Linked DNA regions of Homo sapiens: region 1 is linked to region 2. The links are chromatin contacts, found by Hi-C or POLR2A ChIA-PET in ENCODE. All regions are on one chromosome and are shown on one strand. Each heading gives the region's core, a stretch centred on a gene start or an enhancer-like site at or near the end of the contact. The rest is flanking DNA. Distances are from core to core; before and after follow the strand shown. Region 1 overlaps SNX29 (sorting nexin 29). Region 2 has its middle 34 kb from the start of LITAF.

Region 1 (5,803 bases), core at 2,776-5,275, 370 kb before region 2:
TAAAATAAAATATAAGTTTCCCAGTACAGCAGGAACTGCTCACTGGCTGTTCTCACTATCATCTCCAACATCCTTTTCCCATGCCACCTTCAGCAATCCAAGCTGTGAAACCTGATTACTCCTCTTCTCAGCAGCTGAGGTTGAACTTAAGCAGTCTGGCCAATGAGAAGAAAGCAGAAGTGGCTCCCAAAGTTCTGGGAAAGTCATTCATTTCTGATAGAAAGAAGAGCTATGCAGAGCATCACTCCCTCCACCATCCTTCATGCCTTAATCATAAACATGTTGGGTGGAGCCAGAGTAGCATTTTGCCACCACGAAGTCATGAGCCTGAGAGAAAGACCTAGAGAATCACAAAGACACCAGCCCTGATATCACTGAGTTGGTAAGCCAAGACTAGAAACAAGCTAACTCTCACAAAATAAATAACCCTATTTGTCCACACCACTGCACATTGGGCTGTTACTTGCATCCAAAAGCATTCCCAACTGACACACATGACATATGCTGAACTTCCATTTAGGAAGGTCTGGGGCAAGAGCACTTGAAAGCACCAGGCAGACAGTTGGTAGAGCCACACCTGATCTCCACAAGAGGCCCAATGACTCCAAGCAAGATACAAAGCCCGGAGTATGATGCACCAGACACAGAGCACATTCACTTCAAAGGATACTGAAATTCAGTTTCTAAGGGCAGACGCTCCACACTGCAGGCGTTGAATTGCCATCAGGCTGCTTCTGTCTTGGGCAACTCTACGTGGGCTGCACCAGAGAGTAGCAGCAGGGCATTATCTCAGAGGTGGTCAGTGATTCCTCCAGGTCAAGCCAGGGCCAGCTGGTTGATAACAACCACCACCGTGTGCTGGGCGCATCCTACATGCCAGGAACCAAGCTAAGCACTATGCATGCATCATCTCCCTTCATCTTCACATTCACCCTATAAGCCAGGTTCCCAAACACAGATGGGAAAGCTGAAGCTCGGGGAAGTCAAGTGATTGTGTGTGTTGATCCACCCAGGACTTATTTAACTTCTAGTGTATGTGAGGCAATGTTTTAAGAGCTGAGGACACCGGAGTTAAATGGTGTAAAAGATCCATCTTCTCATGGAGCTAAAATCCTACTAGAAGGCCGGGTACAGTGGCTCACACCTGTAATCCCAGCACTTTGGAAGGCTGAGGCAGGAAGATTGCTTGACATCAGGAGTTTGAGACCAGCCTGGGCAACATGATGAAGCCCTGTATCTACCAAAAACACAAAAAATTAGCCGGGCGTGGTGGCACACACCTGTGGTCCCAGCTGTTCATGAGGCAGAAGTGGAAGGATCACTTGAACCCAGGAGGCAATGGCTGCAGTGAGCTGAGATCGTGCCACTGCACTCTGGCCTGAGTGACAGAGTGAGGCCCTATCTCAAAAAAAAAAAAAAAGTATAAATGTAAACTAATCAATGAAAAAGTGTTAGAGAGTCACACTAGGAAGACAAAACAAACACAGTGATGGGATAGGGAGGAAGCAAGAAGGCTGCTTTAGCCAAGGCAGCCACTGAGGGCCTCTCTGCACAGGTGACATTTGAGCTGAGCCCTCTATGAAGAGAAGGAACAGCTATGGAAAGACAGGGCAGGCCAGTGTTCCAGACAGAGCAAACAGCAAGGGGAGAGGCTCGGAGGTAGGACAAGCTTGGCTCTGGTCTTCCAGGACCAGAAGGAAGTTTGCTGTGGCTTGAGCAAAAAGCAAAAAAGTGGAAGGAAAGATCAAACAGGCGGGCAGATGTCAGTCACATAGGATCGTGTGGGCCATGATAAAGGGGTTAGACTGTTGAAATTTGAATACTAATTGGTGGAACAGTGATCCTGACTCAAGACCTCTAAAGCCTGTGTTAGGACCACAATACCAAGGATCCTGCCTTACCCCCAGGCCTGGTAATGAAACCAGTCAGCAGATTCTTTGAGACACACAATAAAACAACTGACTCTTCAAAAAGTACCGTTAGTATTTTTTTCTGGAAGAGGTTTCGATCAAGAATAGCCTAGGCACCATTCCCACCAGCCATGAGGCATCTCAAGGCATCGCTCAGGATGGCTATAGACCCATCTGGCCAAGGTCCTCCAACACCTCTTGACACCTGTGTCTATCAATCAAACGCTCTTTGTTTCAGAATCCAGGGTTTGGATTCTGATCTTCCCTCCCTAACACCAGAATAGAAAAAAAGTTAGGCTTGCTTTCTTCCTTTTTCCAAGTATGAGTGAGCCCGACAGCTCTACCTGCCCTTGAGCAATGCCAACTGGAAACTTGACAGGGTTCCCCGCACTGGAAATGCCTTTGCTATTTTTTTCTCATCATAAAAGCAATTCATGCAGGAAAAAAATAGAATAATAACAAATCAGGAAAAAATGTACAAAGAAAATAAAAATCTCTTTCATCTCCCTAGTGATAATTTTTTAATGCAGTGCTTCTCAAACTTTAATGTCCACACAGATCTCCTGGAGATCTTGTTAAAAAGCAGCAATTTATTTTTTGGCGTTTTTTTCTGAGACAGGATCTCTATCACATGGGCTAGAGTAAGTGGCACAATCATAGCTTTCTACAGTCTCAACCTCCTGGGTTCAATCGACTCTCCTGCCTCAGCCCTCCGAGTAGCTGGGACTACAGGCACAGGGCACCACTCACAGATAATTTATTTATTTTTATTTTTTATACAGACGGGGTCTCACCCCAGACTCAAGCGATCCTCCTGCCTCTGCCTCCCAAACAGCTGGGATAATAGGTGTGAGCCACCACACCCAGCCCAAAAGGGAGGTTCTGGTTCAGGAGGTTGAGGATGGGGCCTAACTCTTTTTTTTTTTTTTCTGAGACGGAGTGTTGCTGTGTCACCCAGGCTGGAGTGCAGTGGCCCAGTCTCGGCTCCCTGCAACCTCCACCTCCCAGGTTCAAGCAATTCTCCTGCCTCAGCCTCCCAAAAAGCTGGGATTACAGGCACGCACCACCACGCCCGGCTAATTTTTGTATTTTCAGTAGAGACAGGGTTTCACCATGTTGGCCAGGCTGGTCTTAAACTCCTGACCTCGTGATCCACCCACCTCGGCCTCCCAAAGTGCTGGGATTACAGGTGTGAGCCACCGTGCCCTGCCAACTCTGTGTTTCTCGTAAGCTTCCAGTGGAGCTGACACTGCCGGCTCCTTTCACACCTGAATAATAAAGGTTTAGCACCTACCCTTCCTGGTATGCACAATGATCCTCGATGTCTTTTTTTTTTTTTTTTTTAAGAGTATTTTGCTCTACTGATTATTCTGGATGAGATGTCAGCAGCCTCCTCTGCCTTACTCTGCAAAGCCTCTTTTCATGATGGGGTGGGGGGGGAAGAAAAGAAAAACCTGTTCTTTATACAAAAACTACCCGAGATTGTGCAGGTCTCAACCCAGAGGCTCACACTTCCTGGCTGTGATCTCTCTGCAGGCAAGAAGCTGTCAAGTGAGATAATCTTGACCTCAGAAGGGGCAGCTGTGGCCAACTTAGCCCTGAATGAGCTTAAGAGAAAGGGGTCAGCCAGGCACAGTGGCTCACACCTATAATCCCAGCAACTTTGGGGGGCCAAAGCGGACGGATCACATGAGGTCAGGAGTTCAAGACCAGCCTGGCCAACATGGCAAAACCCCGTCTCTACTAAAAATACAAAAATTAGCCAGGTGTGGTGACGGGCGCCTGTAGTCCCAGCTACTCAGAAGGCTGAGGCAGGAGAATCGCTTGAACCTGGGAGACGGAGGTTACAGTGAGCCAAGATTGCACCAATGCACTCCAGCCTGGGCAACAGAGTGAGAGTGTCTCAAAAATAAATAAATAAGAGAGAAGGGGGTTTACTAGGCTGCAAGGAGCACAGGTGGTCTCAGGACCACTTATCAACTGAGAGGAACAGTGGAGAGCACTGAACGGGAAGTCACAAGGCCTGAGCTCTCATCCTGCCTGGCCTGCTTGCTAGCCATGTGACAGGGACAGTCACTTCCCTTGTCTGGCCACTGGTTTCTGCATGAGATCATGCCCTTCCAGCTCTACAGTCTATGGAGACTCTGCAGAGACAGGCAGGCAGAGCAATCAATGCTACCAGTCTCCTTCTTACCTTCTCCCTTTGAATCCAGTGGAGAGTACAGCACCTCCGCCAGGGCCCAGAAGAATCTGCCAGCTTCAAATGTTGCCGCCACTCAGAGAGAAGTAGGAACAATGTGCCCACCTACCGAATCCCAACCACAGGCTAAGTCATTAAATGACCTATTTAATCCTTGACAAAGAAGGAAAAGTGGTTCCATTCAGTAGAGAACACTGTGACTCAGAGAGGAAAAGACCTTTACCCAGGGCTAGACTCATGGGAAGTGGCCGAGGAGGGATACATTTCCAAGTCCATGGGATCCTGGAGCTGCCAGCTGCTAAGCCCTGCTCACCCTCGACCTCCATCACAACCTGCAGCAGTGGCCCAGTGCAAATTCAGCAAACACTTTGCCACACAGGAGCGATCAAACCCCATGTTCCTGCTTCCTCATCTCCAGGGGCAGCCCCCAGCCAGCAGTCAACCAGGTGAACAAGAACAGGCTTCTTTTTATTTCTCATTTAGATCACCATCAAAATGAAAACAGAAAATGGAAAGGCACCCAAGGGAATACCTCCAGGGGTCCACAAACCTGTCTGAGAAATGCAGTCAGCTGACACTCCCTAACTCTACTCAGAATCCTCATGTGCACGGGAAAGTCAGTCACCTAGTTGGGTCTCTCTTTAATGTTTTGTTGTTGTTGTTTGTTTGTAGACGGAGTCTTGCTCTTGTCACCCAGGCTGGAGTGCAATGGCGCGATCTCAGCTCACTGCAACCTCTGCCTCCTGGGTTCAAGCGATTATCCTGCCTCAGCCTCCCAAGTAGCTGAGATTACAGGCTCCTGCTACCATGCCCAGCTAATTTTTGTATTTTTAGTAGAGACGGGATTTCACCATGTTGGCCAGGCTGCTCTCAAACTCCTGACCTCAGGTGATCTGCCTGCCTTGGCCTTCCAAAGTGTTGGGATTACAGGCATGAGCCACCGCGCCCGGCCTTTGTCTTCAATGTTTAGAACTCTCAGGATCTAATGTTTAATGTTTAGAGTCCTTTGGATCCTACATTAATTTTTACCACAAATCTCTAGCCTTCTGCCTGGGGTCACCATTCAAGCTACAGTGACCTCCTGGAGAGAAAGAGCAGAAATTAAGAACAGGATAGTGTGGGTTAGAATCCTACTCCACCAGCCATGTGATCATGAGCAAGTTACTTAACCTCCCTCCTTCAGGCTCATCATAGAACCTACCTCTTCGGACGATAAAATGAGGGAAATTGTATTGTGCACCTAGAACAGTGCCTGGTATATACCAAGCATTTAATAAAATTAGCTATCATTATCATCATTGTTGGCAACCCTTACCCCAAGGTATCAAGACCTCTGGCTCCCAGAAGTCCTTTCAACTAGCTACCTTCTCTCCAAAGCCCAGGCAAAGCAATTCAATCCAAGCCTCTGTGTTTGCTGCCCTGGGAGATGAAAGGGTGAAAGAGGACCCCTGGCACGTGGGGAGGAGAAAACAAGCAGGAGGCAACCAGGCACTCCGGCTATATTCCTTCTTTAACCCTCGCAACCCTGGAGCTCCAGGTAAACTGGTTCCCATTCCACAGAGGTCAAGCCCCTTAATCAAGGCCACACAGATATTTATTTATTTATTTATTTATTTATTTATTTATGAGACAGAGTCTCACTTTGTTGCCCAAGCTGGAGTACGGTGGCGCCATCTCTTCTCACTAAGGCCTC
Region 2 (6,371 bases), core at 494-2,993:
GAGAGCAGAGGCAAGAGACGGAGAGAGAGAAATTATTTATTTATTTATTTATTTTTGGTAGAAATGGGGTCTTACTATGTTGCCCAGGCTGGTCTTGATCTCCTGAGCTTAAGTGATCCTCCTGCCTTGGCCTCCCAAAGTACTGGGATTACAAGTGTGAGCCATCACATCTGGCCAAGAGAGTGATTCTTCTTTTAAAAAAATTTTTTTTGAGATGGAGTTTTGCTCTTGTCACCCAGGCTGGAGTGCAATGGCACGATCTTGGCTCATTGCAACCTCTGCCTCCCGGGCTCAAGAGATTCTCCTGCCTCAGCCTCCCAAGTAGCTGGGATTACAGGCGCCTGCCACCATGCCCAGGTAATTTTTGTATTTTTAGTAGAGACGGGGTTTCACCGTGTTGGCCAGGCTGGTCTCGAACTCCTGACCTCAGGTAATCTGCCCACCTCGACCTTCCAAAGTCCTGGGATTACAGGGGTGAGCCACCATACTTGGCCAAGAGAGAGATCCTTTTTTTTTTTTGAGACAAAGTTTCGCTCTGTCACCCAGGCTAGAGTGCAAGGTTGTGATCTCAGCTCACCACAACCTCTGCCTCCTGGGTTCAAGCGATTCTCCTGCCTTAGCCTCCTGAGTAGCTGAGACTACAGTCATGCGCCACCTTGCCTGGCTAATTTTTGTATCTTTAGTAGAGATGGGGTTTCACCATGCTGGCCGGGCTGGTTTCGAACTCCTGACCTCGTAATCTGTCCGCCTCGGCCTCCCAAAGTGCTGGGGTTACAGGTGTGAGCCACCACGCCCAGCCTGAGAGATTCTTGATGATGGCATTTGTGCTCCTGGATTCAGCCATGCCTGAAGTCCTTACCACAGACTTTCCAACTATATGAGCAAATAAATTCCCTTTGCTATCTAAAAAATATATTCGGCCGGGCGCGGTGGCTCATGCCTGTAATCCCAGCACTTTGGGAGGCTGAGGCAGGTGGATCACAAGGTCAGGAGATCGAGACCATCCTGGCTAACACAGTGAAACCCGTCTCTACTAAAAATACAAAAATTAGCCGGGCGTGGTGGTGGGCGCCTGTAGTCCCAGCTACTCAGTTGACTGAGGCAAAAGAATGACATGAACCCAGGAGGCGGAGCTTGCAGTGAGCCGAGATCACGCCACTGCACCAGCCTGGGCGACAGAGCGAGACTCTGTTTCAAAAAAAAAATTATATATATATATATATATATATATTCATTATATGAAACTATACAACTAATTGGGTCATGATGACGATTAAATGAACTAATGATATACGAAATACCTGTTTCACAGAGGCCCATGAAAGGTCTGTTCTCAGAAATTTCTTTCCCTTCAGTGAATGTAGCTCCAACTTAACATCCACTAAGCATATTCCACAGTTTAGAGCAGGCATGGGTGGGTTTAGGTGGTTCAGAACAATAAACACACAGAACTGAAATTTCACATCACCACCTACCCCTCCAGTATCCTTCACGACACCTTGTATTCTTAATTTACATTCTGAAAAGACAGCAGAAAAGCAATGGCTTTAAATAACCCTGTTAAACGGTGCAAAAGCAATCTCGAGAGACACCGTTTTTGTTTTCTCTGCAAGAGGAAAGAAGGGGGTTGTGTAGGGAGGTGGAAATCTGCACAGACAGCCTCCTCCATCTGCACAGAATTAAAATGAAGTTCACAAGTGTGCGGTCTGCAAGTGGCTCTCCCGTGATTGCTGCCTCTTCCCGGGGGCTCTCCAGCCATCCGGGGTTTGTTTTTCCTGGGCCTGAGCTCAGATGTCAGGCAGGCAGAGGGGTCTTGGGATATCTCCCCACCCAGGGAGCAGGGGGAGGCCGCAGGCGGCTTGGGGTCTGTGTGTTTGGGAAAGCGTTCAGGCTGTTTACTCTGGGTCTCTTGACAGCCCGAGGGTGGCCGTGCCAGGCGGTCCAGATGCTTCCAGCTGGGGTCTCATGAGCAAGCCATGCCGCCTGGCTTATGGTGGCACCTCCTCTGAGCTGTCCCCACCAGGCTGCCAGGGCGGGTCCCCCAAACACACTCTCTAACCACATCCCCACTGCCTCCACCCTCATCAGCCACCGACAGCTCTGAACTGGGAAGGCCAAGGGCTGGAGCGGGCCTGCAGACGTGTTTTGTTTCATTTTGTTTTGCATTGTTTAATTTGAGCTGGCAATGAACCCTCAGAAGGTTTCACGAGAAACTTTGGATCTTGGTTTCTTTTGAAAAAAATGGGAAGGTCTTGCCTTCCCACCCAGAAGAAATGGGCTGCAGCAACGTAGGAGCTGGTTTCTTATCTTAGTTTGCATTGCCCCGGAGCTCTGAGAGCAGGATCTTAGGATCTGGGTGCCAGTGGTTTACTAGGGAGGGGATCTCAGGAAGCACAAGCAGTTGGGAAGAGAGTCGGGGCAGGGAAAGAATCAACACACACTACAAGGTGTCAGGGAGCCGGCCACTCTTGTGGGCACCTGGGGCTGCATCCTGCCGGGGAATTCAGGGGAGCTGTGTAGAACGTGGGTTGTGCTTCCTGAGGGGCAAGGGGGCTGGGATGTTCCCTTCTGACTCCTGTCTATCCTTGATGGAGGCCTGCTTCTGAGGGGGGTTAATACCAGTCTGTTCTGCACATAGGCCAAGAAGAAAACTTCAAGTAGAAAGTCATGGGTGGGCCAGGAGCGGTGGCTCATGCCTGTAATCCCAGCACTTTGGGAGGCTGAGGCAGAAGGATGGCTAGAACCCAGGAGTTAAAGACCAGCCTGGGCTACATAGCAAGACCCCATCTCTGCAAAACATATAAAAATTGGCTGGGGCTGGGTGCAGTGGCTCATGCCTATAATCCCAGCACTTTGGGAGGCCGAGGTGGGCAGATCACCTGAGGTCGGGAGTTCGAGACCAGCCTGACCAACATGGAGAAATCCTGTCCCTACTAAAAATACAAAATTAGTTGGGCGTGGTGGCACATGCCTATAATCCCAGCTACTCTGGAGGCTAAGGCAGGAGAATCACTTGAACCTGGGAGGCGGAGGTTGCGGTGAGCCGAGATCGCGCACTGCCATTGCACTCCAGGCTGGGCAACAAGAGCGAAACTCCATCTCAAAAAAAAAAAAAATTAACTGGGTGTGGTGGAGTGCGCCTGTAGTCCCAGCTACTCAGGAGACTGAGGTGGCAGGATCACCTGAGCCCAGAAAGTTGAGGCTGCAGTAAGCCATGATGGCACCACTGCACTCCAGCCTGGGCAACAGAGCGAGACCATCTCAAAATAGAAAGTCACAAATGGCGAGCCCAGTGTGCAGTGTTGACATGTCCTGGAGCAGCAGCTGCTGAGGGAGATGTGGGCAGGGCCATGACAGTGCCCGCTGCACCTGTTACATGGGGCCTTGCCCTTCAGTTTGTCACAGTCCCCACCACTCCCTATTGTCTGTCTCCCTGACCACAGGCTGAGAATAAGTTCCTAATATCATCATACTTGTGCTGCTGATTCTTTCACAGAATAGAAATGACCTATTTTTTCCATATCACCTTCAATAGTGGGAAAGTGGGCTGGCCACAGTGGCTCACGTCTGTAATCCCAGTGCTTTGGGAGGCTGTTTTAGGCATTCTTGCATTGCTGTAAAAACATACCTGTGACTGGGTAATTTATAAAGAAATGAGGTTTACTGGGCTCATGGTTCTGCAGGCTGTACAGGAAGTATGGTGCTGGCATCTGTTCAGCTTCTGGGGAGGCCTCAGGAAGCTTATAGTCATGGTGGAAGGCGAAGGGGGAACAGGCATGTCCCACGGCGAAAACAGGAGCAAGAGATAGTGTTGGGAGGAGGGCCACAGTCTTTTAAACAATCAGATCTCCCATGAACTCAGAGTGAGAGCTCACTCATCAGCAAGGGGATGGCCCAAGCCAATCATGGGGGATCCGCTTCCATGATCCAAACACCTCCCACCAGGCCCCACCTCCAACATTGTGGAGGATTACTTTTCTTTTTCTTTTCTTTTCTTTTTTTTTTTTTTTTGAGACGGACTCTCACTCTGTCCTCTAGGCTGGAGTGCAGTGGTGCCATCTCGGCTCTCTGCAGCCTCTGCCTCCCAGGTTCCAGCAATCTCCCTGCCTCAGCCTCCCAAGTAGCTGGGATTACAGGCACCCGCCACCACACCTGGCTAATTTTTGTATTTTTAGTAGAGATAGGGTTTCACCATATTGGCCAGGCTGGTCTCCAACTCCTGACCTCAGGTGATCCACTGCTCTCGGCCTCCCAAAGTGCTGGGATTACAGGCATGAGCCACTGCACCCGTCCGCAGATTACATTTCAACGTGAGATGTGGTCTGGGACAAATATTCAAACTATATCAGAGGCCAAGGTGGGAGGATCGCTTGAGGCCAGGAGTTGAAGACCAGCCTGGGCAACATAGCAGGATGACGCCTCTACAAAAGAAAAATTTTAAAAAATTAACCAGATGTGGTGGCATGCACCTGTGGTTCCAGCTGCTCAGGAAGCTGAGGCAGGATGGTGGTTTGAGCCCAGGAAGTCAACACTGCAGTGAGCTATGATCATACCACTGCACTCCAGCCTGGTCAATAGACTGAGACTGTCTCCAAAAAAAAAAACAAAAACAAAGTGGGAAAGTAGAATATAAGCCAAGAATGCCCTGTGGCTGTAATAATTATACTCAGCTTGCTTCTCCTGTTTCTGTCTCTTGCATGACCCCTGAAGAGGGCTGAGTTGGCAGCTTCTTGCCACAGGGTGAAGTGCACATGGGTCACATGACATTTGGGGCCTTTGGGGCACTGGTCTTTGCCTCATCATGCCATGTGGAGATGTGTCCTCTGAGCCCAGCAGTGCTGGGGTTTTTTTTTTTGTTTTTTGTTTTTGAGACGAAGTCTTGCTTTGTCACCCAGTCTGGAGTACAGTGATGTGATCTCGGCTCACTGCAACCTCTTCCTCCCAGGTTCAAACGACTCTCCTCCCTCAGCATCCCAAGTAGCTGGGATTACAGGCAAGCGCCACCACACCAAGCTAAATTTTGTATTTTTAGTAGAGAAGGGGTTTTGCCATGTTGGCCAGGCTGGTCTCGAACTCCTGACCTCAAGTGACCTGCCTGCCTTGGCCTCCCAAAGTGCTGGGATTACAGGCGTAAGCCACCGTGCCCGGGCAGTGCTGGGGTTTTTTTTGTTTGTTTGTTTGTTTTGTTTTTTTTTTAAGACCGAGTCTAGCTCTGTTGCCCAGGCTGGAGTGCAGTGGCGTAATCTCGGCTCACTGCAACCTCCACCTCCCAGGTTCACGCGATTCTCCTGCCTCAGCCTCCTGAGTAGCTGGGATTACAGGCACCCACCACCACGCCCGGCTAACTTTCGTATTTTTAGTAGAGACAGGGTTTCACCATGTTAGCCAGGCTGAACTCGAACTCCTGACCTCGTGATCCGCCCGCCTCGGTCTCCTAAAGTGCTGGGATTACAGGTGTGAGCCCCCGCGGCCGGCCAGTGCGGGGGTTTTTAATTTGCAGCTCTATGAAGCGCCCCCTCCCCACCCCCAGAAATGCTCCACCCACTGGGAGGCGGGGACAATGGCCAGTGGCTCCATGGCCAGAGAGAAACTATCTTGCTATTAGCCCATCGCACACAGCGAAAGCCCGGGGAGCCCATCAAGCACGCTCTCCAGATTCTCTGACACCAGCTGCATGGCCAGCAATTCAATTCAGTTCCGACAGAAGCTGCCCACAGTTAGTGCAGACTGCACGGTCAAAGGACTCAGTCCCACAGGACTGCTCCCACTTCAGACACCAGTGCAAATGGCGTCCCCAGGCTACCCCTACTTCTGCCTGGCTGATTACAAATTCAGGGCTCTCCTCCCGCCTTGCCAGGGGAGGCACCTGCTAGACTAGTATTTCTGCCTGCAATCTAGACCAGCACAGTGGCAGAACGGAATGTCTCTTCCAAGGGGGAAAAGTTTGGGCATAAATGGAGAGAAGAAACAAAAATAGCTGGAGGTAAAAGACAGAATAAATAAATGGGTTATGGCCAGGTGCAGTGGCTCACGCCTGTAATCCCAGTAGCTGACTGGGGAGGATCACTTGAGCCCAGGAGTTTGAGACCAGCTTGGGCAACATAGTGAGACCCCATCTCTTCGAACAAAAAAATTTTTTTGGAAGCTGGTTGTGGTGGCATGCACCTGTAGTCCCAGCTGCTTGGGAGGCTGAGGTGGGAGGATCGTTTGATCTCAGGGGGTTGAGGCTGCAGTGAGCTATGTTCGAGCTGCTACATTCCAGCCTGTGTGACAGAGTGAGACCCTGTCTCAAATACATAAAATGAATAAATGAATGAATGAATAAATAAATAAATAGGTTACGGAGGGAAGGAAATTTAATATTACATTAA

What was found. Hi-C counts contacts between places; a loop is a spot of excess contacts on that map. ChIA-PET counts read pairs that join two places held with the same protein, here RNA polymerase II (POLR2A). Pooled maps may share reads with other maps.
Region 1: POLR2A ChIA-PET joins it to region 2 with 12 read pairs in OCI-LY7. The contact joins two enhancer-like sites. A Hi-C loop is called at or near these places in 1 of 50 pooled maps. POLR2A ChIA-PET finds 5 or more read pairs at or near these places in 3 of 52 experiments (B cell, OCI-LY7 and activated CD4-positive, alpha-beta T cell).

What each region holds. Positions count from the first base shown.
Region 1 is chr16:11,993,098-11,998,900 of GRCh38, reverse strand. All of the region lies in intron 1 of SNX29 (sorting nexin 29), which reads right to left. Among named protein-coding and RNA genes, the nearest start is that of SNX29, 19 kb to the right of the region's middle. Within about 2 kb of position 4,025, at least 12 of the 41 ENCODE cell types and tissues checked have a DNase peak (open chromatin) inside an H3K27ac peak, as active enhancers do; they include B cell, where a contact is called at or near this core.
Region 2 is chr16:11,617,808-11,624,178 of GRCh38, reverse strand. It overlaps a transcript of LITAF not described here. Among named protein-coding and RNA genes, the nearest start is that of LITAF, 34 kb to the right of the region's middle. RefSeq lists enhancers at 1,674-1,963, 1,412-2,180. Within about 2 kb of position 1,743, at least 18 of the 41 ENCODE cell types and tissues checked have a DNase peak (open chromatin) inside an H3K27ac peak, as active enhancers do; they include B cell, where a contact is called at or near this core.